Linked DNA regions of Homo sapiens: region 2 is linked to region 1. A link is a loop called in an ENCODE intact Hi-C map of the cell type or tissue named here. Cell type or tissue: heart left ventricle. All regions are shown on one strand. Links, peaks and the distances in the headings refer to the core of each region. The heading gives the core; the rest is flanking DNA.

Region 1 (15,332 bases), core at 8,096-10,595:
GGTGAATACAAAGAGCCAGGTTTCCAAAATAAAGCCCACTGATACTTTAAAGAGAAGAAGAAAAACACATACCTCCTCCTCCAACCCTCTCTCCTTTAAAACTATTTCTTTTCAGATATAATTTTGCTTGGTTGTCACAGTCTTTAACGTTTCCCCCCTAGGTTCTTTTTCTCCTTTGTTATCAACAAAAATATGAGCATGAAAGGGGCGGGAAGTGTTTGTTTTTATGTACACATCTTTGATCATATCAGAAAGGGAAGAATCATGAACACCCACTGCTGACTGATTTTAAGAACTAAATCTTGATTCTAGTTTCTACAGGGAAGATGAATAACATGAATAAAGAGAAGCTTACACATCTTTCATAAGTGTCAAGGGCCTAAGTTTGGTTCTTTTTATTTAAAATTTAACTCACTGGGTAAAGCCAATGGCATCCTCTGTTAGAAGAGGCCTGAAAGGGATGCAAGTGAAGCCCTCGTCCTGGGACCCCCTAACTCCCCAAACAGCCCCACCTGTCAGACCGCTTGAAGCTGTGCAAAAAGACAAGACGTATATAGCATAAAAACGAGGCATTTAAATCACCTCCATTATGGTATCGTCTTGACAGGAAAACTATTTTGAATGTGGCTTTTCAAGAAAGATTTTTAAAAACCCATTGACATTTCAGAGGCTAAGTGGGAGTGGTTAAGAGCATGGTTCTGGGCTGGGCGCAGTGACTCACACCTGTAATCCCAGCTCTTTGAAAGGCTGAGGTGGGTGGATCACAAGGTCAGAAGTTCAAGACCAGCCTGGCCAATGTGGTGAAACCCTGTCTATACTAAAATACAAAAATTAGCTGGGTGTGGTGGCAGGTGCCTGTAATCCCAGCTACTCGGGAGGCTGAGGCAGGAGAATGGCGTGAACCCGGGAGGCAGAGGTTGCAGTGAGCTGAGATCGCGCTCCAGCCTGGGTGACAGAGCAAGACTTCATCTCGAAAAAACAACAACAACTAAAAAAGAGGGTGGTTCTGGATTCTGGCAGATCTGGGCCCCAGCACTGCCACATAATCTCAGCATGACCTAAGTCTCTGTTTTCTTATTTATAGAATGAGGAATACAACATTAACTACTGTAGGATTGTTGAGAGGCCTGGATGAAATATGAAGCACTTTGCCTGGAGCAGTGGCTCTTGCCTGTAATCCCAGCACTTTGGGAGGCCGAGGTGGGCGGATCACGAGGTCAGGAGATCGAGACCATCCTGGCCAACATGGTGAAACCCTATCCCTACTAAAATACAAAAAAAAAATTAGCCAAGTGTGGTGGCGTGAGCCTGTAGTCCCAGCTACTCAGGAGGCCGAGGCAGGGGAATTGCTTGAACCTGGGAGGCGGAGGTTGCAGTGAGCCGAGATCGCGCCACTGCACTCCAGCCTGGTGACAGAGCAAGACTCTGTCTCAAAAAAAATAAAATAAAAAATAAAGAAATATGAAGCATTTAGCACAGAGCCTGGCATACATCAAAGACTTAGTAAATATGAACTATTATTATTTTTACTCATCGAGTGTGTTAATTATTGTATGAGCAAATGAATTAATAAGTTTTAGGTATACATGACTTTGTTTTCTGCTCAGGCTTATATTAGGTATCAGTGATTCTCAACTCCGGCTGCACATTAGAATCACCCAGGGAGATTTTTTAAAATGCTAAGTTCCTACTGAAGAACAATTGAATCTGAGTCCTGGGGGTGGTGCCTGAGTATCATATTTTTTAAAAGCTCTCCAGGTGATTCTTGTGTGCTGCCAGAGTTGAGAATTACTGGGCTCTACAGAAATGAGGAAATCCTCTGATGTTAACTAAACCAACAGACAAAACTAGGGTGGGCAGGCCTCCCCTGCTTTTCTCCCACTCATCTGAAAATAAACTGAAAGGCAACCAGGGCCATCAGGCATTGGCTAACCCTGATGTGGCCCACACTTTGGTTTTACCTTTTGTTTTTACTGACTCTTGTCTAAATCTAACTCCTTTTGCTGGCTTTCCTCAGGCTAAACCAAGAGTCCCTTTAACTTTTTCTATGGAACTTAATTGGCGGAGGGGGTGCTCACCACTTCGTGGCCACGAGTAAAGATTTTCCAATCTTCATTACAAAGCTGCCAAGTCAGCTCTTGTCTTCATCATTCCGACATCTTTACTCATTTTAGTTCTACCTTTCTTTTTTTGTTTTGTTTTTTTTTGTTTTTTGTGATGGGGTCCCCTCTATTGCCCAGGCTGGGGGAGTGCAGTGGCGCCATCCTGGCTCACTACAACCTCCGCCTCCCAGGTTCAAGTGATTTCTGCCTCAGCCTCCTGAGTAGCTAGGACTACAGACGTGCGCCACCACTCCCAGCTAATTTTTGTTTGTTTGTTTGTTTAGTAGAGACAGGCTTTCACCATGTTAGCCAGGGTGGTCTGGAACTCCCGCCCTCAAGTGGTCTGCCTGCTTCCACCTCCCAAAGTGCTGGGATTACAGGCATGAACCATCTTACCCGGCCAGCCGGCCTGCCTGCCTGCCTGCCTTCCTTCCTTCCTTCCTTCCTTCTTCCCTCCCTTCCTCTTCCTCTCTCTCTCTCTCTCTCTCTCTCTCTCTCTCTCTCTCTCTCTCTCTCTCTTTCTTTCTTTCTTTCTTTCTGACAGAGTCTTGGTCTGTTACCCAGGCTGGAGTGCAGTGACGGGGTTTCACCTTGTTAGCCAGGATGGTCTCAGTCTCCTGACCTCGTGATCCACCCGCCTCAGCCTCCCAAACTGCTGGGATTACAGACTTGTGGAGGCCAGGCACTGTGGCTCACGCCTGTAGTCCCAGAACTTTGGGAGGTGGAGGAGGGCAGATCACTTGAGGTTGGGAATTTGAGACCAGCCATGGTGACACCATGTCTCTACTAAAAATACAAAAATTAGCTGGGTGTGGTGGCGCGCACCTGTAATCCCAGCAACTCAGGAGCCTGAGGCATGAGCATCGCTTGAACCCTGGAGGTGGAGGTTGCAGTGAGCTGAGATAGCATTACTGCACTCCAGCCTGGGCAACAAACAGAGTGAGACTTTGTCTCAAAAAAAAAAAAAAAGTTGTGGAGTACCTTTCTTAGGGGTTTGGAGTGCCTCAAATGAGACAATATCCAGGAAAGTGCTTTTTAAACTGTGAAGCTATTTACCAGCATGATAATGAAACAATTATGACAGGTAGGTAAATAATAACAAAGTCCTCATGATGTAGAGAATCTCTAAAATGATCTTTGATAGGGTTTTTGTTTTGTTTTTTCCTTAATATTCTTGGCACAGCCTTAAATTTGGTGGGTATGGGCATTATGTTCGGCAACCTAAAGTAAGTTGAAATCTAAAGTTTCAACCCAAATGCCATCAATTGAAATCAGTGACCAAGTCCTTGGCTTTAATGACACTTGATTTTTCTCCTACGTCTATAGCCCATATTCTTTCAGCAAATATTTTTAAAGTGCATTTTATGTTTCAGGCCCTGTGTTAAATTATGGGAGCAAAGAAATCAAAAAATGAGACAAGTTCTTGTCCTTATGGAGCTCCTCCTAATGGAGGAGGCAGAAAATAAACCAGCAGGCAAACAAGACAATTCTAGAGCAGAACAAGTGCTATAAAGAACAAAAATGCAGTGATGTGGTAGAGAGAGACTGGGGTGTTTGAGGTGTGGTCAGGAAAGGCCTCTCTGACCAGATGATATAGAAACTGGCCCTCAGTCGGGCGCGGTGGCTCATGCCTGTAATCCCGCACTTTGGGAGGCTGAGGTGGGCAGATAACGAGGTCAGGAGATCGAGACCATCCTGGCTAACACGGTGAAACCCCATCTCTACTAAAAATAAAAAAAATTAGCCGGGCATGGTGGCAGGTGCCTATAGTCCCAGCTGCTCGGAAGGCTGAGGCAGGAGAATGGCATGAACCCAGGAGGTGGAGCTTGCAGTGAGCTGAGATCACGCCACTGCACTCCAGCCTGGGTGACAGAATGAGACTCCGTCTCAAAAAAAAAAAAAAAAAAAAAAAGGAAAGAAACTGGCCCTCAGGAATGAGAAGGAGCCAGGCTGGTGAAGAGTTAAGGCAAAGAGATTTCCAAGTAGAGAGTACAACAAATGGAAAGATCCTGATGTGGGAAAGGAATTGATGCATTTTAGGCAAAAAGGAGGGCTCTGGTGTTGCAGAGGGCAACACAGTCTCCTGTTTTGGTTTCTCTTTCTCTTAAATGTTGGGTCTGGACCTTCATGCTTTCCTAGCACACATTCTCTAAGTGCAGGTGACTTACACATCTTTCTCTCCACACTGGGTCTTTCCTGAGCTCACGTCTGGATATTTCCCTGTCTATAGAACATTTCCTCATATATGTTTGGTAGGCACTGAAACTAAGCATGACCAAAAATAACTGTCTGCATGACTCTCCACCCACTTCCCCACAAGCTTTACCTCCAGGGCTCTTTCTCTATCTCTCTGGGTAAATGGCACCACTATTTCCTCACTGATCAAATCAGAAACCTGAAGATGATTCTTGACTTCTCCTTTCCCAGAACCTCCATATCCAATCCATCGGCAAGGCCTAGGCTCCTCTGTTCTTCTGCGTAGCTCCCAAATCTATCCACTTCTTTCCATCCCCACGACACTTACATACTATATACTACACTATGTACTCTAAACCATCTAATCTGTTTTAAAGACCCCTCTGCTCTACTCTACTCCCCTCCCCTCCCTTTGTTTAACTACTGGAACATTTGCTGTGTATCCTCACAGACTTAACTACTCATTAATTCAACTGAGTTCCTGTTAACTGCCAGGCACTGCTTTAGGTGCTAGAGTTATAACAGTGAGCAGAGGCCGGGCATAGTGGCCTATGTCTGTAATCCCAGCACTTTGGGAGGCCGAGGTGGGAAGATTCTTCAGGTCAGCAGTTTGAGACCAGGCTGGCCAACATAGTGAAACCCTGTCTCTACGAAAAATACAAAAATTAGCCGGGTGTGGTGTTGCATGCCTGTAATCCCAGTTACTTGGGAGGTTGAGGCAAGAGAATTGCTTGAACCCGGGCGGCGGTGGTTGCAGTGAGCTGAGATCGCACCACTGCATTCCAGCCTGGGTGACAGAGTAAGACTCCATATCAAAAAACAAAACAAAACCAGTGAGCAGAAGAGAAAATATCTGCTTTAATGAATCTTACATTTTATTGAGGGAAGACAGACAATAAATAAATAACCATACAATGTGTTAGGTCAGCAGTCTCCAACCTTTTTGGCACCAGGGACTGGTTTTGTGGGAGCAGGGGGAATGGTTTTGGGATGAAACTGTTCCACCTCAGATCATCAGGCATTACAGGCATTAGATTCTCATAAGGAGCCCACAGCCTAGTTCACAATAGCATTCATGCTCCTACGAACATCTAATGCCGCCGTGATCTGGCAGGAGGTGGAGCTCAGACCTTAATGCTTCCTCACTTGCTGCTCACCTCCTGCTGGGCAGCCTGGTTCCTGGCAGGCCACAGACCTGTACCAGTCTGTTGCCTGGGGTTTGGGGACCCGTGTTAGGTGGTTGTAAGTGCTCTGAAGTACATTAGGGTAAGGGAATGAAATGGGGAGGAGGAAAGGGAAATGGGTGCTGGTTTTATTTTATTTCTTTAAATTTTGAGACAGGCTCTCACTCTGTTGCCCAGGCTGGAGTGCAGTAGTGCAATCATAGCTCACTGCAGCCGTGACCTTCTGTGCTCAAGTGATCCTCCTGCCTCAGCCTCCTGTGTAGCTGGGACTACAAGTGTATGCCATCACACTTAGCTAATTCTTAAATTTTTCATAGAGACAATTTCTTGCTATGTTGCTCAGGCTGGTCTCAAACTCTTGAGCTCAAGTGATTCTCCCACTTTGGCCTCCCATAGTGCTGGGATTATAAGCATGAGCCTCTGTGACTGGCTGCTGGTGCTATTTTACAGAGTGGTCAGGGAAAGCCTGTTGGACAACGTGACATTTGGGCAGAGATCTGGGTGATGGAGTGACTAAGGGCTATCAGAGGGATGACCATTCCAAGCAGAGAGAACTGGAAAGGTAAAGGCCCTGAGGTCTGAGGGTGCTTGATGCCTTACAGGAATGTCTAGACCACAACGTGGGCTTGAATGGAAAGATAGAGAGAAAAAGCCAAAGACGGGTCTGAGATGACTGGGTGAGATCAAATAAATTTTATTCAGAGTGAGATGGGAAGCACTGGAGGGTGATTTTTTTTTTCCTTTACTTTCCAACTTTTATTTTTGGTTCAGAGGGTACATGTGCATGGATAAATTAATTGTATGTCATGGGGGTTTGGTGTAAAGATTATTTTGTCACCCAGGTAATAAGCGTAGTAAGCCATAGGTAGTTTTTCGATCCTCACGCTCCTCCCACCCTCCGCTCTCAAGTAGGCCCAGGTGTCTTCGGTTTTCTCCTTTGTATCCACGCGTACTCAGTGTTTCTGGAGGGGTTCTGAATAGAGTGGTGTGTTTTCAATGGCTCTGCCACTATGAGAAAAGAGCATTAAGATAATATGTATATGCTGTTCAAACGTAAATGCAATATTATGTGCATTGCTTCACTATCTTCTTTCTTCCAAAGTGAATTTTTTTAAAAAACAAAATATGATCCTGTCATCCTTTGTTTAGAATCCTTTGTGGTTCTCCATTCCCCTAAGGGTCAAGTCTAAACTCTCACCAAGCCCTCCCGAGTCTGGCCTCTACCTACCTCAGCAGCTCCCAAATCACAGAAAGTTTTTCCTAGATGGGACTCGGGGCCTTCAACCTTCCTTGTTCCCTTGGTCTAAAATGAAGTTATTTCCTTCCCTCCCCATCTACCTTGTCAACATCGTGCCAAGCACTATTCTAGGCACCAGGGATACAGCACTGAACAAAATAGACAAAAACTCTAGCCCTTGTGTGGCTGAAATTCTAACAGGAATAAGACAGAAGAAAAGCAATAAATTATATACCATATATGACTATTTTAAATTTTAAATATGTATTAAATATATATTTTTAAAATATGATTTTATATATCAGGAGGGTGATATAAGCTAAGGAAAACACTGAACAAGGAAGAGGGGGGTGAGATGTTGAGAAACGGGTTGCAATTCTGAATAAGGTGGCCAAGCGGAAGCCTCACTGAGAAGGTGCCTGGCAGAGGTGAGGGAGCAAGTCAGGCAGCTATTTGGAGGAGAGCATTCCAGGCAGGAAGCAAACGCCCTAAGGCAAGAGCCTACTTGATAGCAAAGAGGACACTGTGTCAGAGAAGAGTATCGGGGCAAGTGAGGCCCTTATAAGGCCCTCACTTCTCTGTACTTTGAGTGAGATGGGAGCCACTGGAGGGTCTGGGTGGAGCAGGAGTGACATGCTTGGACTTTTTTTTTTTTTTTAGACGGAGTCTCGCTCTGTCGCCCAGGCTGGAGTGCAGTGGTGCGATCTGGGCTCACTGCAAGATCTGCCTCCCTGGTTCACGCCATTTTCCTGCCTCAGCCTCCCAAGTAGCTGGGACTACAGGTGCCCGCCACCACGCCTGGCTAATTTTTTGTATTTTAGTAGAGACGGGGTTTCACCGTGTTAGCCAGGATGGTCTCCATCTCCTGACCTCGTGATCCGCCCGCCTCAGCCTTCCAAAGTGCTAGGATTACAGGCATGAGCCACTGTGCCTGGCCACTTGGACTTACTTTCTAACAAGATCACTCAGGCTGCTGAACTTAAACTAGACTGAGGGAGGCAAGTGCAGAAGTAGGGAGACCAGTTGGGCTCCCCTGGCAAAATTGAGGCTAAGAGATGATGGTGGCTTGATTCAGGATGGTAACAATGGTGATAGTAAAAAGTTAGTGGCTTCTGGGCCTGGTGCGTTGGCTCATGCCTGTAATCCCCGCACTTTGGGAGGCCGAGGTGGGTGGATTGCTTGAGGTTAGGAGTTCGAGACCAGCCTGGCCAACACAGCGAAACCCCGTCTCTACTGAAAAAAATACAAAAATTGCTGGGTGTGGTGGCGGGCACCTGTAATCCCAGCTAATCGGGAGGTTGAGGCAGGAGAACTGCTTGAACCTGGGAGGTGGAGGTTGCAGTGAGCCGAGATTGCGCCACTGCACTCCAGCCTGGGTGACAGAGTGAGACTCCGTCTCAAAAAAAAAAAAAAAAAAGTTAGTGGGTTCTGACTCTATTTCGAAGGCAGAAGTACAGGGTCTAAGGAATCAGATTTGAAATGCATGCAAGAAATAAAATAGCCAAGGATAACGCCAAGGTTTTTGGCCTCAGCCATGGCCAAAATGAGAGGATGGAGTTGCCATCTAAGGAAATTAAGAAAACTATGGGATAAGTAGGTTTGGACAGTGGTATTAGGAAATCAGTTTTGGACATACAGACATATAAAGTTTGAGATGGGCTGGGCATGGTGGCTCATGCCATTTAATTTCTGTAATCCTTTGGGAGGCCAAGGCAGGAGGATCACTTGAGCTCGGAGTTTGAGACCTGCCTGGGGAAGATAGCAAGACCTCATCTCTACTAAAAAAAAAAAAAAAAAAAAAAAAAGCTGTGCGTGGCAGCACATACCTGTAGTCCCAGCTACTTGGGAGGCTGAGGATCATTTGAGTCTGGGAGATCAAGGCTTCATTGAGCTATGATCAAACCACTGTATTCCAACCTAGGTGATGGAGTGAGACCCTGGCTCAAAAATAAGATAAAGTTTGAGATGCCTAGATGCCTATTGGCTATCTAAGTGGAAACATCAAGTAGGGAGCTGGATAAGTGAGCTGCAAATTCAGGGGAAAGGTTCAGGTTAGGGATATATACCTGGAGTTGTCAGCATATTTCAAGTCAAAAGACTGGCATCAATGGGTTAATGACAGCTATTAGTAGAAAAAGAAGTCCAAGGACAGAGCCCTGGGACACTTTAACAGAAATTTATAACTTCAGGCTGGAGTGCACTGCAAACTCCGCCTCTCGGGTTCAAGTGATTCTCCTACCTCAGCCTCTGGAGTAGCTGGGATTATAGGCATGTGCCACCACACCCAGCTAATTTTTTTTTTTTTTTTTTTTTGAGACAGAGTTTTGCTCTTGTCGCCCAGGCTGGGGTGCAATGGTGTGATCTTGGCTCACTGAAACCTCTGCCTACCAGGTTCAAGCGATTTTCCTGCCTCAGCCTCCCAAGTAGCTGGGACTACAGGCATGTACCACTATGCCCAGCTAACTTTGTATTTTTAAGGAGATGGGGTTTCACCATGTCTGGTCTCGAACTCCTGACCTCAGGTAATCTGCACACCTCTGCCTCCCAAAGTGCTGGGATTACAGGCATGAGCCACCACGCCTGGCCATAATTTTTGTATTTTTAGTAGAGATGGGGTTTCACCATGTTGTTCAGGCTGGTCTCGAACTCCCAACCTTGGGTGATCCACCCGCCTCGGCCTCCCAAAGTGCTGGGATTACAGGTGTGAGCCACCGCACCCAGCCAAAGTTTTTAACTTTTTTTGATCTCAAGACTCCTTTACACTATAAAAAATTTGAAGATCTCAAAGAACTCTTGCTTATGAAAGTTTTATCTATCAATATTTACTATAGGCCTGGCAGGGTGGCTCACACCTGTAATCTCAACACTTTGGGAGGCTGAGGCAGCAGGATCACTGAGGCTTGGAGTTCAAAACCAGCTTGGTCAACAGAGTGAGACCCCTGTTTCTACAAAAGAAAAATTTAAAAATTAACCACACGTGGTGGTGTGCATCTGTAGTCCCAGCTACTGGGGAGGCTGAGGTGGAAGGATTGCTTGCACCTGGGAGATCAAGGCTACACTGAGCTATGATAGCACCACTGCACTCCAGCCTGGGCAACAGAGCAAGACCCTGTATTAGAAATTAAAATAAACAATTTCAAAATATTTATTAATTCATTAAAAAATAACAATAGCAAGTCCATTACATCTTATCAATAAATAACATTTTTGAAAAGAAAAATAACCATGTTTTCTAAAACAAAAGAAAAATTCAGGGAGAACTGTTGTTGTTTTGCATTTTTACAAATCTCTATCTGACTTAATAAAAGATAGCTGGATTCTCATATGTGCTTTCACATTGCATGTGATGCCACATCATACATCATTTAGCCTGTGGAATACTCTACTGTACACCCGGGAGAAAATGAGCATAAAAAAGCAAATGATATTTTAGAATTATTGTGAAAATAGTTTTTACCACATTACTCCCTGAAAAGTTATCAGTGATGTCCAGACTATACTTTGAGAATCCCTGCTCTAACATTTAGAGGTTAGGAGGAATTAGAAGTCATCATCAATGGAGACTAAGAAGCTTAGCCAGGAAGGCTGGATGGAAATCAGGAAAGCCTGGTGCCCTGGAGGCCCAATGAAGAAAGTGTTTCAAGGAGGAGAGTGACCAAATGCTGCTGATTGTACAAGTCAACTGAGGAAGGACGGACCATTGGATTTTGCAACGTGGAGGCCATCAGGGACCTTCATAAAAGCAGTTTTGGTGGAAAGGCGAATGCTAAAGCCAGACTGGAGATGAGTCACCACATAAAGGTCACTTCTCAGGTCTCCGAATCCCAGGGTAGTTAATTTACCCACAAACCTACATGTATCTCTCCCCTATCTTCACACTTGCCTTTCTTTTTTCCTGGTTTACGTGTGTGCCTGTGTGTGTGTGTGTGTGTGTGTGTGTGTGTGTATTGACACAGGGTCTCAATCTGTTGCTCAGGCTGGAGTGCAGTGGTGCAATCTCGCCTCACATCAAACTCCACCTCCCTGGCTCAAGTGATCCTCCCACCTCAGCCCTCTCCACATAGCTGGGACTACAGGTGCATGCCACCACACCCAGCTAATTTTTGTATCCTTTGTAAAGACAGGGTTTTGCCATGTTGTGCAGGCTGGTCTCCAACTCCTGAACGCAAACGATCCTCCGCCTCAGCCTCCCAGAATGCTGGAATTACCGGCATGAGCCACCGTGCCCAGTCAGTTTACCTGTTTTAGTATCTGTCTTCATCATTACCTTTAAGTGGTGTGAAAACAGGGATCAAGTCAGTCTCAGTTTTTATTCACTTCCTCAGCACACAGCAAGTGCCTGGGATATAGAGAATGCTCCAGCCTTCCCTGGTAAGCTTTTCACGATTTCTCAGGAGTAGGAAACTGACTCTCTTTAGGCACACTGCAAATCTCTCATATCTTCCTGTCACCTTACCCTTCTTTTCCCAAAACAAACCCTGTAATTTCATCTTCAGGGTCCCATGCTTAGAGAGATCCCATGCTGGCTGGGCGCAGTGGCTCACACCTGTAATCCCAGCACTTTGGGAGGCTGAGGCAGGCAGATCACAAGGTCAAGAGATTGAGACCATCCTGGCCAACATGCTGAAACCCCATCTCTACTAAAAATACAAAAATTAGTTGGGCGTGGTGGCAGGCGCCTGTAGTCCCAGCTACTTGGGAGGCTGAGGCAGGAGAATCGCTTGAACCCAGGAGGCGGAGGTTGTAGTGAACCGAGATCACACCACTGCACTCCAGCCTGGTGACAGAGCAAGACTCCGTCTCAAAAATAAATAAATAAATAAATAAAAATAAAAAAATAATAATAATAAAGAAAGAGCCCATGCTTGGTTTAATACTCTGCTGTTGCTGTCTTAAAATGGTTAATAGTTTTTGAACAAGGGGCCTTAAAATTAAGAATCTTGTCCCGAGTGAAATGATGAATATACAAAGTTATGGAGCATAATCCTTTAACTCTGTCTCTTGTTACTTTATCCAAATACTTTATTGACTGATTACTATTGTGTTAGGCTGTTCTTGCACTGCTAAAAAGAAATACCTGAGACTGTGTAATTTATAAAGAAAAAACAGGCCGGGTGCGGTGGCTTATGCCTGTATCCCAGCACTTTGGGAGGCTGAGGCAGGCGGATCACCTGAGGTCAAGAGTTCGAGACCAGCCTGGCCAACACGGTAAAACTCCGTCTCTACTGAAAATACAAAAATTAGCCGGGCGTGGTGGTGTGCACCTGTAATCCCAGCTACTTGGTAAGCTGAGGCAGGAGAATCGTTTGAATCCAGGAGGTAGAGGTTGCAGTCTGGGTGACAAAAGTGAAACTCCGTCACACACAGACACACACACACAAAAAAAAAAAAAAAAGAAAAGAAAAAAGAAAAAACGTTTAATTGGCTCATGGTTCTGCAGGCTGTATAAGCAAGGCCTGGGCATCTGCTCTACTTTCTGGAGAGGCCTCAGGGAACTTTTACTCATGGTGGAAGGTGAAGCTGGAGCAGGCACATTACATGCTGAAAGCAGGAGCAGGAGGGGGCTGAGGTGCCACATCTTTTTGTTTTTGAGACAGGGTCTCACTCCGTTGCCCAGGCTGGAGTGTAGTGGCACAATCATGGCTCACTGCAGCCTCAATCTCCCCAGGCTCAGGTGATCTTCCCACCTGAGCCCCCCAGGTAGCTGGGACTACAGGCACACACCACCATGCCTGGCTTTTTTTTTTTTTTTGAGACAGACTTTTGCTTTTGTTGCCAAGGTTGGAGTGTAATGGCGTGATCTCGGCTCCACCTCTGCCTCCCAGGTTCAAATGATTCTCCTGCCTCAGCGTCCCGAGTAGCTGGGATTACAGGCACATGCCACCATGCCCTGCTAATTTTGTACTTTTAGTAGAGATGGGGTTTCACCATGTTGCCCCAGGCTGGTCTTGAACTCCTGACCTCAGATGATCTGCCCGCTTTGGCCTCCTGAAGTGCTGGGACTATAGGCGTGAGCCACGGTGCCCAGCCTGCTTGGCTAATTTTTTTGTATTTTTTTGTAGAGATGGGTTTTTACCATGTTGCCCAGGCTGGTCTCGAACTCCTGGGCTCAAGCTATCCGCCCACCTTGGCTTCTCAAAAGTGTTGGGATTACAGGTGTGAGCCACTGTGCCTGGCCGGTGCTACACTTTAAAACGACTACATTTCATGAGAATTCCCTTAGTACCTGGAGGACAGCACCAAGCCATGAGGGATCCTCCTCTATTACCCAAATGCCTCCCACCAGCCCCACCTCCAACACTGGGGATTACATTTCAATGTGAGATTTGGGCAGGGACAAATATCCAAAATATATGAATTATGTTCTGAGTTAGCCAGGTGAAGTAGAGGGACGCCAAAGCCACTCTAGGCAGAGGAGACTACAGGAGCAAAGACCCTGCAGCCAGAAACAGGACAGGGGTAGTTGGACAAGAATGACCTTGTCAGGGTTTGCCTTTTTCTTTTTCTTTTTGAGACAGAGTCTCACTGTGTTGCCCAGGCTGGAGTGCAGTGGTGCAGTCATGGTTCACTGCAGCCTTGAACTCCCAGGCTCAAGCGATCCTCCCACCTCAGCCTCCCAAGTAGCTGGGACTACAGGTAGGTGCCACTACACCCAGCTATGTTTTTGTATTTTTTTGTAGACAAGGGTTCTATCATTTTGCCCAGGCTGGTCTCCTGAGCTCATGTGATCCACCCATCTTGGCCTCCCAAAGTGCTGGGATTACTTGTGTGAGCCACTGTGCCCATCCTCTTTTTCTTAAAGGTTGTTCTCTCCCCACTTCATGGTCCTATTGCCCTTTGTCAGCATCTGTTAACTAGCACAGGCCCACAGTACTTTGAATTACAGTGGGCACATTCACCCACAGATGTTCACTAGGCACTCCCTAGGGGATGGGCAATGTGCTGGGTGCTGCAGGAGATACAGCTCCTGCTTTCCAGAAGTTTATATTCCCTTGGGGGAGAGGGAGATGTGAGGAGTAGAGGGTAAACACGGTAAGGGCAGGTCTCCCTAGCACCCTGCTCTCTATTCAGCACAAGGCCAGCAGTGGACATCGTCGTCTTGCATTATTCAGGTTTATAGGCCAATACTGAAATCTATCTTATTCATCATCCCGTGAGCAGGGGAAACATCATTAGGGTTTTCTATACCAGGATGATAGTGAGCATGTAGTAGTTTTTGTTTTTTTGTGTTGTTTGTTTGCTTTGTAATTTTGTTTTCTTTTGTTTTTGGAGTATTCACTATGAAGATAAGAAAGGGTAAGAATAAAATGCCCCAAATGACCAGAGGAATAGAGATAGAAGTCAGGTCCCTCAAATTTGTTGGAGGAGGGGGACAAGCTGGGAGGGGGGACGTGCTGGGGGCGGGGCGGGAACAAGCCCAAAAAGGGACAGCTGCTGCGGTGCCTCTTTTGTGTTTGTAAATGTCCTCCCCGCAAGGTGGCTCTAGCCTGTAATCCCAGCACTTTGGGAGGCTGAGGAGGATTTCTTGAGCCCATGAGTTTGAGACCAGCCTGGCAACATAGTGAGACTCTGTGTCTGTAGTTCCAGCTACTCCGGAGGCTGAGGTGGGAGGGTCGGTTGTCCAGGGATTTGAGGCTGCAGTGGGCCGTGATCGCGACACTCCACCCCAGCCTGGGCGACAGAGGGAGACCCCGTCTTAAAAAAAAAAAAAAGTCCTTGATCAAGAGGGCTTCGGGTGTTTCCATCTGTGGAGTGAGGGGACGGGTTAGGTGAATTCTAGGGGCGCTTCCACCTCACATTATGAAAGGTCCTGAGAGTCAGATTCTAGTTCCACTGTGTCCCGAAGCTGTGGGGCCTTTCCTTAGCCTCCGCTTCTCCTTCTGTAAAGCCAGGTAGTTGGCCTAGATCACTTTTCCAGAAGACTGTGACTCCGGGACACCTGTGACACTCTTGAGGGGAGCGTGCCCAGTACCCCTGGTCGCGTCTCTGGGATTCCGCCGGGGTGGGGGCCCGCGCGAGGCCGCCCCTGAGCCTCACCTGTGCGCGGAGCGGTGACTCACCTGCCCTCGCGCAGCCCTCTCCGCCCGCGGGCTGTTCCAGGAGTCACCGCTCCTCCTCCCTCTCAGGGGTCACTCCCGGCCTAAGCTCCCACTAGGGGCCGGGGAGGAAGGAATTCTGAGGTGGGCGGCGGGGAGGAAGAGGTCCCTCGGGGGTCCCGGTCCGGCGTTGCCAGACTCTCTTCGCGGTGGGGGCCTTCCCTTTCCCCAAAAGCGGAGGCCGGAACGGCCGGGAGGAGCGGGCGGGGCGGCGGCGGGAGGCGCCGGGAAGAGCGAGTCGGAGGGAGGTGCCAGGAAGGGCGGGCGGGGCCGGGACAGGGGCGGGGGCCGCGGGCGGGGGGCGGGCCGGGGGCGGGGGCGTGGGGCGGCCCATTTCCTCCTCCTAGCCGGACTGGAGGGAGACAAAGCAGCGCCCGTCTGCTTCGGGCCTCTGGAATTTAGCGCTCGCCCAGCTAGCCGCAGGTAACTTCGTACCTCCCTCCTCGCGGGCGCGGTCTCTCGGGCCAGGCCGAGAGGGTCCTTGGGCCGGGCCGTCCCAAGCTGGGCCCCGCGAGCC
Region 2 (15,332 bases), core at 6,783-9,282, 230 kb after region 1:
CCCAGCATTGGCCAGAAGACCCAGGCCGTGAGGGCCACTGCCCCAAAGATGAAAAGCTCCCAATAAAACCCAGACCTACATGGCTGCACTGATCAAAATACAATAAAGAAGAAAGTGAGAAATCTGACAAAAAGAAAACGCAGCTTCAGTGGGGGTCAAAATACAACAATCTTCTGTGGGAGATGAGAAGCATAAAAGGGACGTTAGATGTTCAAAGAACCAAATGTCACAACGACAAAAAATACAAGAATAAAGACAAAGTGTGGATATCAATGCCACATGGGCCTCAGTCTAATGATGGCAGTTGCAGGGAACAGCAGCCCCCCCAGGACTAGAGCCTGCTTTCCCCCGCCCCCAACACGACAGCCTATATAAATAGAGTCTTGAGGAAAAAATTACCAGCAATTAGTCATGAATCTGCTTGCTGGAATGAGGAGAAACTTGTGGAAAGTCACCAGAGGCTCTGGTGGGAAAAGCTCAGCTAAGGAGGCCACGCAGACAGGGCAAGAGCAAGACGACTAAGGGAGAAGGCCTGTGGGGTGTTCCTGCAACCTTTGATGCCTTCCAAGTCTTAACCTGGAAGGGAAAATGAAGGGCCTGGCCACTGGGCTATAACGAGCTCCAAACTGGGCCCACATCCAAGTCGGAAGTCCTTTAATGTGTGCTTGGGCTGGAGGTGGGGCAGGTGAATGAGGAGGAAGAGTCAGCATAGCAGGCCCTGCCCTGGGTTGCAGGTACCTTGGGGGGATGAGGCGGTAGAGCACAGCTTCTGACCACAGTGCCTCCACCACAGAAAGCCTGTGCCACACAGGTCCTCCCCTGGCCCCTGGGGAATATGCTTCAGAAGCAGTGACAGCAGCAGGCTCAGCGTTTCCATTCAAGAGGTCTGCTGAAAATGACCCTGTTTCAGGACCAAAGTGATGAGGAGGGAGGACCTCTCTTGCCCCGATGAATTTCTCAACTCATCTCCATCGACAGAGGAATCTCAGTGTGCTGTGTTCCCCACCGCCTCTGCCTGAGCGCCCTGCCCCTGCCCGTCCCCATCTTCATCTGGCCAGTTCCTACTGCAAGAACCCTTCAGACACGATCTCCTCAGAGAAACACTCGCTGACCTCCTGACCCTCACAGGGCCCCTGCTATGCATTCCTGGGGCCCTCCTTCTTTCCATCCTCTTAACAGACCTGACAAGATCAGCTTCCCCTCCTAAACCATGAACTCTCTCAAGGACCTGGACTGTGCCTTGTTGTCTGTTCAACTGTGACCTCACTCTAGATGGTAGAGCCCAATGCCCAGCATGCAATTAACAGGAGCTGCCTGCAGACACAAGGCTGGCTCTGTGTCCCCTCCCAGCTGAGACACTGAGCCCCAGCACTAGGCACGTGGATGGGTTGGGCACATGACCTCCCTCCCTTTCTGAGCACCTTGCCCATTCCAAGAGCTCACGGAATCAGACTCCGCGACTGCCCTGAGTTCTGACTTCTCTCCCCATCTCCCTGCACTTTGATTCTCTTGACCATGGGTCCTCCTCACTGCATATCCCCTGCCTGCTTGAGAAAAGGGATGCAGCCCAGATGGTCAATAACCCCCTGAGGTCCTCCTCCTAGGAATGTCTGTATTTGCTCACAAAGAGAAGTTTATATATATAAAACCAAGAAACAAATTTCTAATGGTATTAATTGAATTTTAGGCAGTAGCAGAAAGAAAAAAAGATTTGGGAAGCAGGGAGTTTCACTTGATTCCTGAAATCACCTCTAGTAGGTAATGCCCACCTCTGCTGTGTCTAAGATCAGCCCTGACTCAATCTTAGGATTAGGCACCGCCTGCCAGCCATGGCAGGACAGTCCACAGATATGTCCCCAGGTGGCCACTGTCACCTCCTTTCAGCCTGACCTCAGCTGGCTGTCCTCCTTGACAACAGTCCTCTCTGGCTGAAGACTGGAAACTGTAGGCTAGAGCTCCTGCTTTCCTTTCTGGGACTCTAACACAGTACCAGCCCAACTTTCCATGCCTCTGTCAGGTCAGCATGGTATCAGAGATGGCTGTTTGGCCACTCTCCTCCTGCAATAATACTCCACGCTCCACCAACCCCTGTTCCATCTGAGAGCCACTCACAGTCAGCTCTGCCCGAGGTCCCTGATAGATTGGCTGGTGCCAAGGATCCATTGAGGAGATGGCACAGAGCCACACAGGGGAGCAACAACATTGGAAGAGGGCAAGGTCAAGTTGACAAATACCATATACGATCAGAAAGAATTGCATGAACCGCAGTGGCATAATGTAGCATAACAGATGGATAATTAGATTTATTCTAAGAGCTGTAAAAGTAAGTAATTAAATAAAAATATGGAACAATGAATCTGCCACAGAGAGACATCTAACAGCCTCACAAGGGCCTTGCAGCTGGCACGAGCAGCCTGGGAAGGAAGCAGTGGGCAAGGAACCTCTAACACTGCCCTGATGTTTTAGGCACAATAAATTTAGCACCAGCTCACACTGGGCACAAGGGGACAGCTTGATCTCAGAGGGGGATAATCACACCCATGGCTGCAACAGTACTGTGCCCTGGGAGTATGGCCTCTTGTCTGCATCTGGAAGACAGCAGCCTGAGGTATTCCGATAAATGCCCCACCACTGGCATGTTTGGAAAGGCCCCTGCAAAGCAAGACTGGCAGATTGTATTTATCTTTGCAGAAGCAGAGGCAGAGAGGAAGGGAGATGAAAATGTATGCACAGATGACAGGATTCACTGCCACCAACAAAGGCAGGCTGGGAGACCCAGGTTCAGGTCTCCACTCTCCTCCCAAAGGATGGTGGCAGATGGTGAGGGTACAGTTACCACATAAGAAACACAAGGCAAGCACCCAATGTGTGCAAAGCAAAGTGTTAGGTACAGGATTTCACCAGGGAAGCAGCTTCCCTGGACATGACATTAGCTATTTGGAAGCAAACAGATCAGTTGGAAGTTGTTTTGTATTAGTTAGGACTCTGTTTTTAAGGGACCAAAATGAAATTCAGAGGAATTTGAATTCCTTTGAATTCCTTCCTCATCTATGGAAAAGAGAGTGTACTGGGTCCCATTATGAAGAGGCATGACAAAGGTAAAAAGCACAGCTGGGTCCAGAGGCTTAAGTAATGTGCCAAGGCCCTCTCTCAGCCTGCACCTCTAGGCTTTGCTTCTCTCCAGTTTTCTCCCTGTAAACAGCCAATCCCAGCATAAAGGTAACTACATCCTCCCAAGTGGTATAGAATTCCAGGGAAGATCCTGGCCAACATGGGGAAACCGTCTCTATAAAAATACAAAAATTAGCTGGGTGTGGCGATGCGCACCTGTAGTCCCAGCTACTAGGGAGGCTGAGGCAGGAGAATAGCTTGAACCTGGGAGGGGGAGGTTGCAGTGGGCCAAAATTGTGGTGAGCCAAGATTGCGCCACTGCACTCCAGCCTGGGCAACAAAGAGCAAAACTCAAAAAAAAAAAAAGAATTCCAGAGAAGAACTTTGATTGGTCCTGCTTGTGTGACACACACACCCCTGGACCAATTACTGTCCAGATGGAAGTGATACTGTGAGTGGCAAGTCTAGATCACATGACCAGCCCTAACTGGGAAGGGAACAGGTGGGGCATAAAGATTAACAGCCTCACCACACCATGTGGCACTGGTGAAGAGATTCCCAAAGGAAAGGAAGTATTATTTTCCAAAGAGGAGAACAGAATGTGTTGAGAGACCAAAAACAACATAAATCAAGAGCCTTCATAGCCCACCACATTGTTTTATACCACCCCAGGCCAAGATACTAGATGATAATTGACTATCTGGGGCTGGAATGGGAGGTGGCCAAGTCTATTAACAGTCTGGTTGGAGATTTGTTTGCAGAGATCCCATGTGACCTACCGGCTTGAAATGCTCCAAAGGCCCTGCTGCTTGTACTTCTAAAAGCAGCCCATCCTTGTAGACCTGCCCCTGAGACCATGCACAGGACTTTTTCTACTTCAAACAGCTCCACTTAGGAAATCTACACAGCACTAAAAGCATAGTGAGGAGTTCCCCCAGCAGCCAACTCTTTGCAGGGTTTTCTCACCAACTAACTTGAATCTTCTTCTCAGAGCACAGACCATAAAGATTAACTCCCCTGAACCTGGAAACCTCAGCACCTTTGACGGGGGTCAAGAGCGGGGATGAGGCTCAGCCCAGAGTTGCTCCCCATTCACACCAATGGTTTCACAGGATAGCTCTCTATTCCAATATACCCCTACATCCTGGAGAGGGAGGGAAACTCAGCATAATAGCTGCAAAAGTAGAAAACTTCCCACATCCCCAGCACCACAAAAGCTGCCACTTTGCTCAATGCCTAGCACAAAGGGCTCACAGTGGGGCTCTCCCCACAACCTGGCTTGAAGGAAGAGAGGTCCTTGGCCTTTCCTCACCTCCAGGGCCCACGGCACACTCTTCTAACATCCTCACTGGGCTCCAACCAACAGGCTCAGTCATCTCTCTGGCTAAATATCAAAGCAGCTTCCCTTCTCAAGCGTGTCCAAAACTCAGGTCTCCTTCAGGCCACACAGATGACACCCTCCAAAAGCCCAGAATGAGCTCTGTAGGGTCCCTGGGGAGAGCTGAGACATAGGAGGCCTCGTTGTTCCAAGGCCAGCTGGGGATAAGGGTTATGGGGACCTTTGGAAGCCAGATCCAGCAGGAGAATCATGAGGCTTCAGTTCCTGAGCTCTGCACATTCTTAAGTGATTCCGTTGACTTCACCAACAACCTGGGGCCCGCCGAAAGCAGTGGTGCTAGCCAACATCTGGTCACCAAGTTCTTTCTGCCACCATTACTTGTCCACTGAGCCTGTCCCTAGAAATGCAGAAAGACAAAGCTCAGCTCCCATGTGGAGTACTTAAATGCTCTAGCCATGCCTGGTACTCACAGCCACATTTGAAGGTCTGGTTCAACGCAGCCATGCTGGGTCCAGATGTAAGAACCTCAAGCTGGGCTAAAAAGCAGCTTTCCCATGGGTGAACCCTCTGGCTCAGAGCTCCTCAGGCTGGCTCTGCTGCTGCTCCACACATGCCACAATTTACTACAGCTGTTAAGAGCCCCAGAGACAAGAAAGCTCCTCCTTCCCACTTGTTCCCTGCCCTTCTTCAGCACAGGCTGGAACCAAGCACCAGCCAAACCTGGAGAGAACCTCAGAAACTATGACCCCACCCCACAAACTGAGCTCACACAATTTTTCTTGAGCCACAAACTAATTTTTGTTAATCCCAGAGAAACAGTTCAAACAGCAACTAACCTTTTTCTTCCTTCACAACTATTAAACTTGGACAAATACCTCAAAATAGTACATGAACCAAGAGTTTAATCCTTCTCCCCAGAGGCAAAGAGAGGACTATGTGGGTAACATGAGGGTAAAACCCTGGGTCCACCAAGTCCAGGACAAACGGGTCCTGGGTCCTCAGGCAAGGGGGACAGAGGGGCAATAAGAGCAGAAGGGAGGACAACCCAGGGCTGAGGCCCCAGTGATGGGGGTAGAGAAGCCCTTGTTCAGTCCCAGCATGGAGCTGAGGCTGGCCACAGTATTCCTACAGTACAGCAGGAGCGACACCTGCCTGCCACCTGGCTGAAGGGATCTGGGCAAACTGATGAGTCCACCCCCAAGCCCAAGCCAATTAAAGGTTATCCTTATACAATTAAAGGTTGTGTAACATATGTAACAAACCTGCGCGTTGTGCACAGGTACCCTAGAACTTGAAGTATTTAAAAAAAAAAAAAAAAAAAAAAGGTTGTGTAAGAATAAAGTGGCCCAGAGAATGATCATGAATGCTAAAACACAGAATCCAAAGGGCTCATGCCAGAAAACCCAACAGCAACTTCTGTGTCTTATTTTATAATAAGTAATTTAAATAATTATAAATCATGTAAGTTCATGGTAAAGAAAAAAAAAATCAAGCAGTATAGAAGAGTGCAAAATAGAAAGGAAAAGTCCCTGTTTCTCAGACCATCAGAGGTAAGAGCAGAGTTTTTTCTTTTTTCTTTTGAGACAGGGTCTCGCCCTGTCACCCAAGCTGGAGTACAGTGGTGTGATCACAGCTCACTACATCCCTGAGCTCCCAGGCTCAACTGATCCTCCTGTTGCAGCTTCCTATGTAGCTGGGACTAGACATATGCCACTGCACCTGACTAAATTTTTTTTTAATATAGAGCTGAGGTCTCACTATGTTACCCTCAAACTTCTGGGCTCAAGTGATCTTCCCGCCTCCCAGAATGCTGGGACTACAAGTGTGAGCCACCGTGTCCAGCCTTGACTAATTTGTTGTTGTGATTGTAGAGACTAAGTCCCACTATGTTGCCCAGGCTGGTCTCAAACTCCAGGCTCAAGTGATCCTCCTGCCTCAGCCTCCCAAAGTTCTAGGACTACAGGCATGAGCCATCACGCCCGGCCCAGATTTTTATATCACATATTTAAAAATATATGTGCAATATAAATTTATATATAAATCTTTACCCATTTACTTTTTATATGAATGGATCACGCTTCTACACATGCTATTTTCAATGTAGAGACCCTACTCTCCAGAAAGAAGAGGCTCCTCAGGTCTCTCCGTGCACCCCTTGATATCAAATTGAGCAGCAAACAGAAGAGAACAGGGGTGGCTGGTCATATTTTAAAAGACTCCAGGATACACTAACATTCCAGAACCAAAAGCTAAATCCAAAGAGCTCCTCAGGAAAGCGTGAACTCGGCTGCAACGGGGTCTCTCTCTACAGGCCAGGGAGAGGGAAGGCAGCCTTTATAAACCGTTCCTCTTGGGCTCTCCTGCCTGTGGCTGTTAGCTTCACCTCCCCCAACTTGCCATCTGAGGGCCTTCATTCTTCACTGTCATGCCTGTCACCACCTCTGTCCTCCCCCTTTGGGCCTGCTCTACAGCCTCCGCACTGCTCTGAAACATCACCACTGGCAGGACTGTGCAACTGAGAACAACAGGAGATGACCTCACGGCCTTTACATTCTAATGCCAGCTCCCAATTACTTGTACTGTTGAATAATTGAAAGAGGAGAATAATCCACTCAGCTGATTTGGGAAGCCAGCCAGGCACACAGATTATCTCAGAGTGAATTATTCACACTAGGGATAATTGGGAGTTGCCCAAACTTCTATTTGTAGTTCAGGCATCACGTGGAAGAACATTCGGTATGGAAAGTATGAAAGCTGGAGAGGGAAGGAGCCCCTGTTTCCGGGCCTGGGTTTCCTTTATGTTGCTTGGGAAGTCAATGCTCCTCTCTCGGTCTCACTCAGAGTCGGTGAGCACAATGATGATGATGATATTAACATTAACAATATTTTAGTGACAGCTCTTGCTGTATTTCCTTACAATGTGCTGTGTTCTGTGCTATGAGCTTCATGTGTATCATCCTACATTATCTCATTTAATCCTCACATGAGTCTGTGAAGCACCACTGTCTTCTTCATCTCTGAGCTGAGGAAGCTGAGGCTTAGGTTAAGTAACTTGCCCAGAGATATACAGCAACAAGCTGTATGTCCATCCATAGACCAGGATCTTACTCAAGAAGTTCTTTTGCCACACACCTCTTACCTCTCCCACTTTTAAGAGTCTTCCTTACACAAGACATAAAACTGTAAAGGATAAAAACACCCCATTTTTAGTATAATACTGTCTACTCTCATCTTGAAATTACTGGATTTCAAGGTAAGAAAAATGGCTCCCTCCTCTGAAGGTTGGCAAGAAGCCTATAGGAAGGGGCTGGTCAGCTGGTCAATCCATTTCGAGAAATCCAGTGTCTGGAAGCACAAGCCACTGGCAGACTTCCAGAAGAGCTCAGCCTTCTCTCATGATCAAAGACTCAAAAATGAAACCACTGTCCTCCCCCTGACACGCCACCACTTCAGCCAAGAGGCAGCTACTGAGCTGGGCAGCTCAGCACCGTGAGGCCAGAGCATGGGGGAAGGGCATAGGCTCAGTGAGCTGCAAGGAACACCTGCCTCAGACAAGGGTCCATGAGGTGACTGACTGTCCCTGCATGTGTGGGGTCTCCTTCCACAGTGCCTAGGACAGAGTCCCCAGATACTAGGTGTGGTGCCAGTCTCCAGCACGGTCACCGGCGATCCCCACCAGCGATCCCAGCCTTTGTGTTGGTGCCTCCCACATTAACTATAGATGATCTATGTGACCAAAAGAATAAAGAGGAAGTGATGATGTCGAATTCTAAGGCTAGGCCACAAAAAGAACTGAAGTTTCCATCTTGCTGTCCTATGTTGTTCACTCTGGGGGAAGCCATGGGGAGACCTGCACAGCCCTGTGGAGAAACTCACAGAGAGAGAAACCGAGGCCTCTCACCAACAACTGGCACCAACCAGCCAGGCGTGTAAACTGGAAGCAGATTCTCATACCCAGTCAACACCCTGCCTACATTTCCAAATTCCTGACCCAAAGAAACAGAAAAATAATAAACTATTACTGTTGTTTTAACCCACTACATCTGAGAATAATTTGTTATACAACAACACATAGCTAATAAACTGGACAAGAGGGAAAAGAGCTGCTTCACAGCATTGTTTCCAGAAGTGTGACGTATCCATAGAAGAACCAAACCTGGTGTCAGGGCCAGAGGCCACCAAAGGCCCTGACTAAGCCCCTAAGGTCTTAGAACACTATATGAGAAAAAACAATGACCTTCACGGCCCAGATATTCCAGCCCTCCAGTCAAGGAAAAGCTTGCAGAAAATATTCACGATGCCCATACCTCTGCCTCCAGTCAGGATGACAATAACAACAATATTAGAAGCTACCATTACTGAATGCTTACTATGTGCCCGGTGCATGCTCAGTATTCTTATATTACCTCTCTTTTTTTTTTTTTTTTTTTTGAGGCGGAGTCTCACTCTGTCACCCAGACTGGAATGCAGTGGCACGATCTCAGCTTACTGCAACCTCTGCCTCCTGGGTTCAAGTGATTCTCCTGCTTCAGCCTCCCAAGTAGCTGGGATTACAGGCACGCGCCACCATACCTGGCTAATTTTTTGTATTTTTAGTAGAGACGGGGTTTTGCCATGTTGGCCAGGCTGGTCTCAAACCCCTGAGCTCAGGAGATCCACCCGCCTCAGCCTCCCAAAGTGCTAGGATTAACAGACTTGAGCCACCACGCAGGCCATTACCTCCCTTATTCTTCATTGCAATCCTCAGAGGAAGCACATAGTAGGGACTCAATAAATATTTGCTAAATGAGTAAATAAACCACCATTAGGAGTTCGTCTCTATAACTGATCTATGTCCTTTTGGTATAATTTCAACTTTCTATATTACGTATTACTTTAACGTTTGAAAAGCTTACACTGAGAATGTATTACTTAAATAGAGGAAACAATATATATGAAATTAAAAAAAAAATTTGTAGGGCAAGCAAAGCTCTAATCATTATGTGCCATCCATCACGTTTCCCAGAGAAGTGCACCTCCATCCTGAGCTGACTCTCTGAGAGCTTCTCACACATCCTGAGCTTCTCACACAGCTTCTCAAGAGCTACCTGGATCCACTAGAAAGCCCATTCACACAGCACCCTGTGTTGCTTGACCCTCCAGATTGTCCTCCAACTCAGAGGAAGGAAGTAGGTATGCTGCTAGCTGGTGGAAGTGGCAGGATTGCTCTACTCGTCTCAGGACCAGGTGCCATGGCCAAAGACAGCCCCAGCAATTGAAAATCAGGCAGACATCACGGTCCTGAGTCTGGACAGCCACAATCTTATGATGAGAGTAGCCACAAACATGGAGAGACATGAAGCTTTCTGACTCTATATCCTAATCTGGGGAACAATAATCTTCCCAGTTATGAAGCACTATCATGGCCATCAGATCTACCACCCAAAATCCTGATGAGAGGAGGTGACTTGAACTAGATACCAGGAAGAGCTTCCTACTATCAGAGATTTAAGATAACAAGGTAGGCAGTGCTGTAGTCTGAAACCATGAAGAGTTCCTTCTCTCCCGCAAAGCAATCAGAGGAATCTTTTTTTTTTCCTCCTTTTTTTCTTTTTGACACTAGGTCTTGCTCTGTCACCCAGGCTGGAGCACAGTGGTGCAATCATAGCTCACTGCAGCCTCAAACTCTTGGACTCAAGCAATCTACCTCCCTCGGCCTCCCAAAGTGCTGGGATTACAGGTGTGAGCCACTGAGCCAAGCCAGGGGATCATTTTTAAAATGTAAATCAGATCTTGTTACTCCCTTAATTAAATGGCACCAGTGGCTTCCTGCTACCCTTAGAATAAAATCCAAATTTAGTTCACCTAGGTCTCTAGGTGCACTGCCAACTTCGCCAACCTCACCTCTTCTTAGTCTTTCTTTAGCTCACTCCATTCCAGCCACACTCACCTTCTGGCTGCTTCCTCAACTGGCCAAGCTTGTCCCTACCTCAGGACCCTTGCAACGGCTATTCCTGCTGCCTGGAAAACCCTTGGCCTAATGTACATATGGCTGACTCAATCTATATTTGAGTTGAGGCCAGAATGACATCTCTTTGGAAAAGTCTCTGTAACTAACTCATCTAAAGAACCTTATATCATCCTATTTTATTTTCTTCATAACACGTTACTGACTTAAAAATGCTTTATTGAGGTAAAATTCACATACCACACAATTCACCCATTTAAAGTGTACAACTCAATAGCTTTTTGTGTATTCACAGAGTTGTGCAACATATCACAATTTTAAGGCATTTTCATTGCCCCCCCATACCTATTACTAGTGCCCCCCGCAACTCTCCCCAACCCCCACTCCCTCAGCACTAGGCCCTACAGATTTGAATATTCCAGACATTCCACAGAGATGGAATCATCCAGTATGTGGTGCTTTGTGACTAGCTTTTTTCACTCTGACTTTTTAAAAGTTTCATCCATTCATAACATGTATCAGTACTTCATTTCTTTTTATTGCTAAATATTCCATTGTATGGATATACTACATTATATTTACCCATTTCTCAGTCAACAGATACTTGGGTTGTTTCCACTTTTTGGCTGTTATGAATATTGAGGCTATGCACATTCATGTACAAGTTTTTGTGTGGAATATGGTTTCACTTCTCTTGGGTACACACCTAGCATTGGAATTGCTGGATCACATGATAACTCTATGTTTAACTATTTGAAGAACTAGTAGTGTTTTTCAAAATGGTTGGATCAATTTACATTTCCACTAGCAGTATATGAGGGTCCCAATTTCTCCACATCCTTGTCAACACTTGTTATTATCTATCTTTTTGAGTATACAGTGTTCTCTCATTGTGGTTGGGTTTGCATTTTCCTGGGAGTTAATGATGTTGAGCATCATTTCCTGTACTTACTGCACATTTGCATTATCTTGTCTGGACAGCTGTCCATTCAGATCCTTTGCCTATTTTTTAATTGGGTTGTCTTTTTATTGTTGAATTGTAGGAGTTTTTAATTACGTTGTTTTCTGTTGCTGAGTTGCAAACATTCTTTAGGTATTCTAGATAAAAAGTCCCTTACCAGATATATGACTTGTAAAAATTTTCTCCCATTCGGTGGTTTTCCTTTTCACTTTCTTGATGGTATCCTTTGAAGCACAAGAGTATTTAATTTAATTTAATTTTATTTTATTTTTTTTTTGAGAAGGAGTCTCGCTCTGTCGCCAGGCTGGAGTGCAGTGCATGATCTCGGCTCACTGAAACCTCTGCCTCCCGGGTTCAAGCGATTCTCCTGCCTCAGCCTCTCAAGTAGCTGGGATAACAGGAGTGCACCACCACGCCCAGCTAATTTCTGTATTTTTAGTAGAGACGGGGTTTCACCATGTTGGCCAGGCTGGTCTCGATCTCCTGACCTCATGATCTGCCCGCCTTGGCCTCCCAAAGTGCTGGGATTACAGGCGTGAGCCACAGCACCCAGCCAAGAGTATTTAATTTTGATGACATACTGACTGACTAAAAAATCAACTTCTGACATGTAAAAAGAAACACCTATCTGTCTTGTTCACCACCACATCCTCAGTCTAGCAAAATGCCTGGCACATAATAGGTAGTCATGACTTTTTTAAATAATTTTTTTTCGAGACAGGGTCTCACTCTGTCACACAGGCTGGAGTGCAGTGGCGTGATCTCGACTTACTGCAGCCTCTGCCTCCCAGGCTCAAGTGATCCTCCCACCTCAGCCTCCTAAGTAGCTGGGACTACCAGCACAAGTCACCATACCCGGCTAATTCATATTTTTTAATGAATGTATGAATTTTTAGGGCCAGAGGAGATGAGTGTTGGGATGGGCTATGAGAGAGGGCTCCTTGCCAGGAGGCAGGGGTGAACACAGTGATATCTGGAATCATTTCTGTCTAGAGGAGCTGTAAAGAGTGAGAGAATGCGGTCTTCCACAAGAGCATGGGGGCAGTGTTAGATGCAACACTCCTGAGAAGTGAACGGCATCATCAATAACAAACTCCCTGACTGAAATGCTCAGGTAGTCATCCTGTCTTTTCAGCCACCCGGGTGAGCAAAAGACAGAACAATGGCTCAGGAATGGGGACAACTCAGGCAAAAGGGCCTAGTCACAGGGGTGAGGTTCTTTCCAGAATCCTCAGCACACAGCAACACCCCCAAAGGGGGCTCTAGGCTCTTGCTTTACAAAAACCGCTAGGGGCCTGTGTGTCAGCATGGCTGACAGGAAGCGGTTATACTGAGGAAAAAGAGATGAAGTCAAAAGATAAAGTTGACAGATATTAGGGTTGTTTCCACATTTTGCCTATGAACTTGCCTCTTCTAGCCTTTGCCAAGAACAATGAAATAAGAAGTCTGAAGAGCTGAATGTCCATGCCAGGGTGCTTCATCAAAGCACCTCAGGGATCCTAGACTTGACTGCCGAGAGGAGGCATTTTAGTCAGGCAAAGAGGTTGGAGGTGTGGTATGGGTGCTTAAAGTTGGCTAAGTGCTAAAAAAGGTGGACAGTTTGGACAACCAGTCTATGAGTCCCATGGCAGGGAAGGAGGTAACCTAAGAGACAAGCAGGGGTCCAAAAGAGAGGTCTGGAAACTCATCAGTTGCAGCATCAAGAAAGGTATTCAAAGGCAAGGGCCCTTGCCCTTCCATCCCAGACTTCCACTGTGTCACTTTTCATGAGGGAAAGGAAGGAGGGCACAGTGAGTTTTAGAGGCACATGCATGCACACACACATATATGGAGTTGCCTCTGGGAATGTAAATAAATATTCATGAACAGCTCAGTGTATGAAAAGCAAGGACAGAGGATGAAAAATGGTGCCAATTAGAAAGAAAGGGTGGTATCTATTTTTAAAGTGGCTGAATAAACAGTAAAGGATTGCTTGCTAAAAATACTGTGCTTGACCCCCTCCCCAGTGGCAGAGTCCCTCTCCTGTGCTTGGTAACAACAGGCAAACTCTCCTCCCAGTGTGGCAGGTCTAATGCTGCCATGGCAGCCTCATGTTCTTATGAGAGGTTCACCCTGGGCCAGGTATGGTGGCTCTCGCCTGTAATCCCAGCACTTAGGGAGGCCGAGGCAGGCGGATCACTTGAGGTCAGGGGTTTGAGACTAGCCTGGCCAACATGGAGAAACCCCATTTCTATAAAAGATACAAAAATTTGCTGGCTCTGGTGGCGCATACTTGTAATCCCAGCTACTTGAGAGGCTGAGAGGCTGAGGCAGGAGAATCGCTTGAACCCAGGTGGCGGAGGTTGCAGCAAGCCAAGATCACGTCACTGCCCTCTAGCCTGGGCAACAGAGTGAGACTCTGTCTCCAAAAAAAAAAAAAAAAAAAAGTTTACCCTGGGTGCCTGTCTCCAGTAAGAAGGAGATTTCTTGTGAGAAGCATTCTGGGTCTCGGACCACAAGCTGATAATGGCACTCATGCCTCAGAGGTGACTCAGGTTCTCAACAGTCTCCAAAAGATCCCTTGGCAAGAGGGAGCAAGTGAATGCAGGACTCCACTGGAGAATCCAACTATGGAGGCATCAGAACCAATGTAACAAAAAAGGAGGGGAGAGTCCCCAAATTATCCTCCCCAGAGTCCAGATCATATGGGAGTATTTCATGAGAGTCATTTCATGGGACTAGTGGGGCACTGAAATCAAGTTTCTTATCCACTGCCCACTCCTGATACACATGCACCAGGATATTCCCCCCTGGGATTAGATCTGACTGATGGCACATGAAAATAAAGGCAAGGAGTGAAGCTCAGTATGATTCATGGACAGAGAAAACAACAGGAACCCAAATTGTATGTGGGCCAGTGATGGGCAGGGACTGGAGTTTCTGTTCTGTCCCAGATGCGCAAATCTCACCCAAGTCAGTCCTGTAGGAAAAGCACTTGCTCTCCCACGCTCACGCCTGCTCTCGCGTGCTCTCAATCTCTCTCTCTTTTTTTTTTCTCTCTCTCAGCATTTATCACCACTTGGCACCACACTGTGGTTAGAAGTCTGGCTTTGAAGTCACGCTGCCTGGGTTCATGTCTTGGCTCTGACACAGTCTAGCTGGGCGACACTAGGCAAGTACTTAACCTCCCCAAGCCTCAGTTTCTCCATGCATAAAATGGAAATAGTAATTGTCTTTACTCCATAACAGTACTTACTTGGCCAGATTCAATGAGAGCATGCAGTGACTCTCAGCTCGGTGCCTGACATGTTGTAGGTACTTTTTTCTAAATATTCTTCATGTCTTGGTCTAGACTCTAAACATTTTGAGGACAGTAACCATGCCAAATGCATCTTCCTATCCTCTAAGAGTGTAACAGAGTTGAAATTCAGTAAACTTTTGTCAAATGAGCTGGCTTCCCTGAGCATGTTTGCCATGGGCAACAAACCCAGCTGGCAAATGCATTTGTCCAGTTCACCGGCCCCATTTGTTCTCATCACCTCAAGATAAATCCTCCCAACCACCAGCAAGGTGTGCAGGGTGGGCAGCATCTGCCCCTCCCTCCATTAGGAAAAGGTGAGAATAAATTGGAAAACAAACAGCCACAGGCAGTATTTGCAGCTCCTCAGAGCGATGCCCTATCGATTTTTAAGTGTCACTGTTAATAACAACAACAACTGGCAGTGATACAACATTTTTCTTCCAAAACAATCAGAGCATTTTATAGAGACAATTTCATCTATCTCTCCATGGCTCCAGCAGGAGCAGGAGAATATTCCCCACTTCAAGTAAAGGGCAGGAGAGGCCAAGGGGTTTGGCCAAGGTCACTGTACAAGTCAGTGGGATGCCGGTGCTCCTGGTCTCTGCGGCCCTCTGCATCCCTGGATGGCATCTCCCTAGGACAGAACTTCCCTAGCATAGTTCTTTTCAGATGTTTAGCAAAGTTAACCTTTTAA

Evidence for each region. Peaks named below come from ENCODE experiments on the same cell type or tissue, not always from the same donor. Only the 100,000 strongest peaks of a DNase experiment are listed, where the experiment ranks them.
Region 2: it touches region 1 in a loop (5-fold over the local background); 2 of 110 quality-filtered maps call a loop at or near these places.

What each region holds. Positions count from the first base shown.
Region 1 is chr5:138,738,273-138,753,604 of GRCh38, forward strand. CTNNA1-AS1 (CTNNA1 antisense RNA 1) reads right to left here. Exons shown (of 2, transcript NR_134244.1): 1 at 15,251-15,332; 2 at 6,158-6,490. It overlaps CTNNA1 (catenin alpha 1), which reads left to right and starts at 15,153. Exons shown (of 18, transcript NM_001903.5): 1 at 15,153-15,238. RefSeq lists silencers at 705-844, 15,043-15,332 and enhancers at 4,201-4,500, 15,186-15,332. In heart left ventricle, for the core only: no CTCF peak of the experiment used is centred there; no DNase peak of the experiment used is centred there.
Region 2 is chr5:138,967,450-138,982,781 of GRCh38, forward strand. The region is part of intron 7 of SIL1 (SIL1 nucleotide exchange factor); the gene reads right to left. It overlaps LOC124901079 (a long non-coding RNA gene), which reads left to right. Exons shown (of 2, transcript XR_007058954.1): 2 at 1-8,490. Among named protein-coding and RNA genes, the nearest start is that of LRRTM2, 100 kb to the left of the region's middle. In heart left ventricle, for the core only: no CTCF peak of the experiment used is centred there; DNase peaks (open chromatin) are centred at 6,902, 7,882 and 8,104; H3K27ac peaks cover 1,880 bases.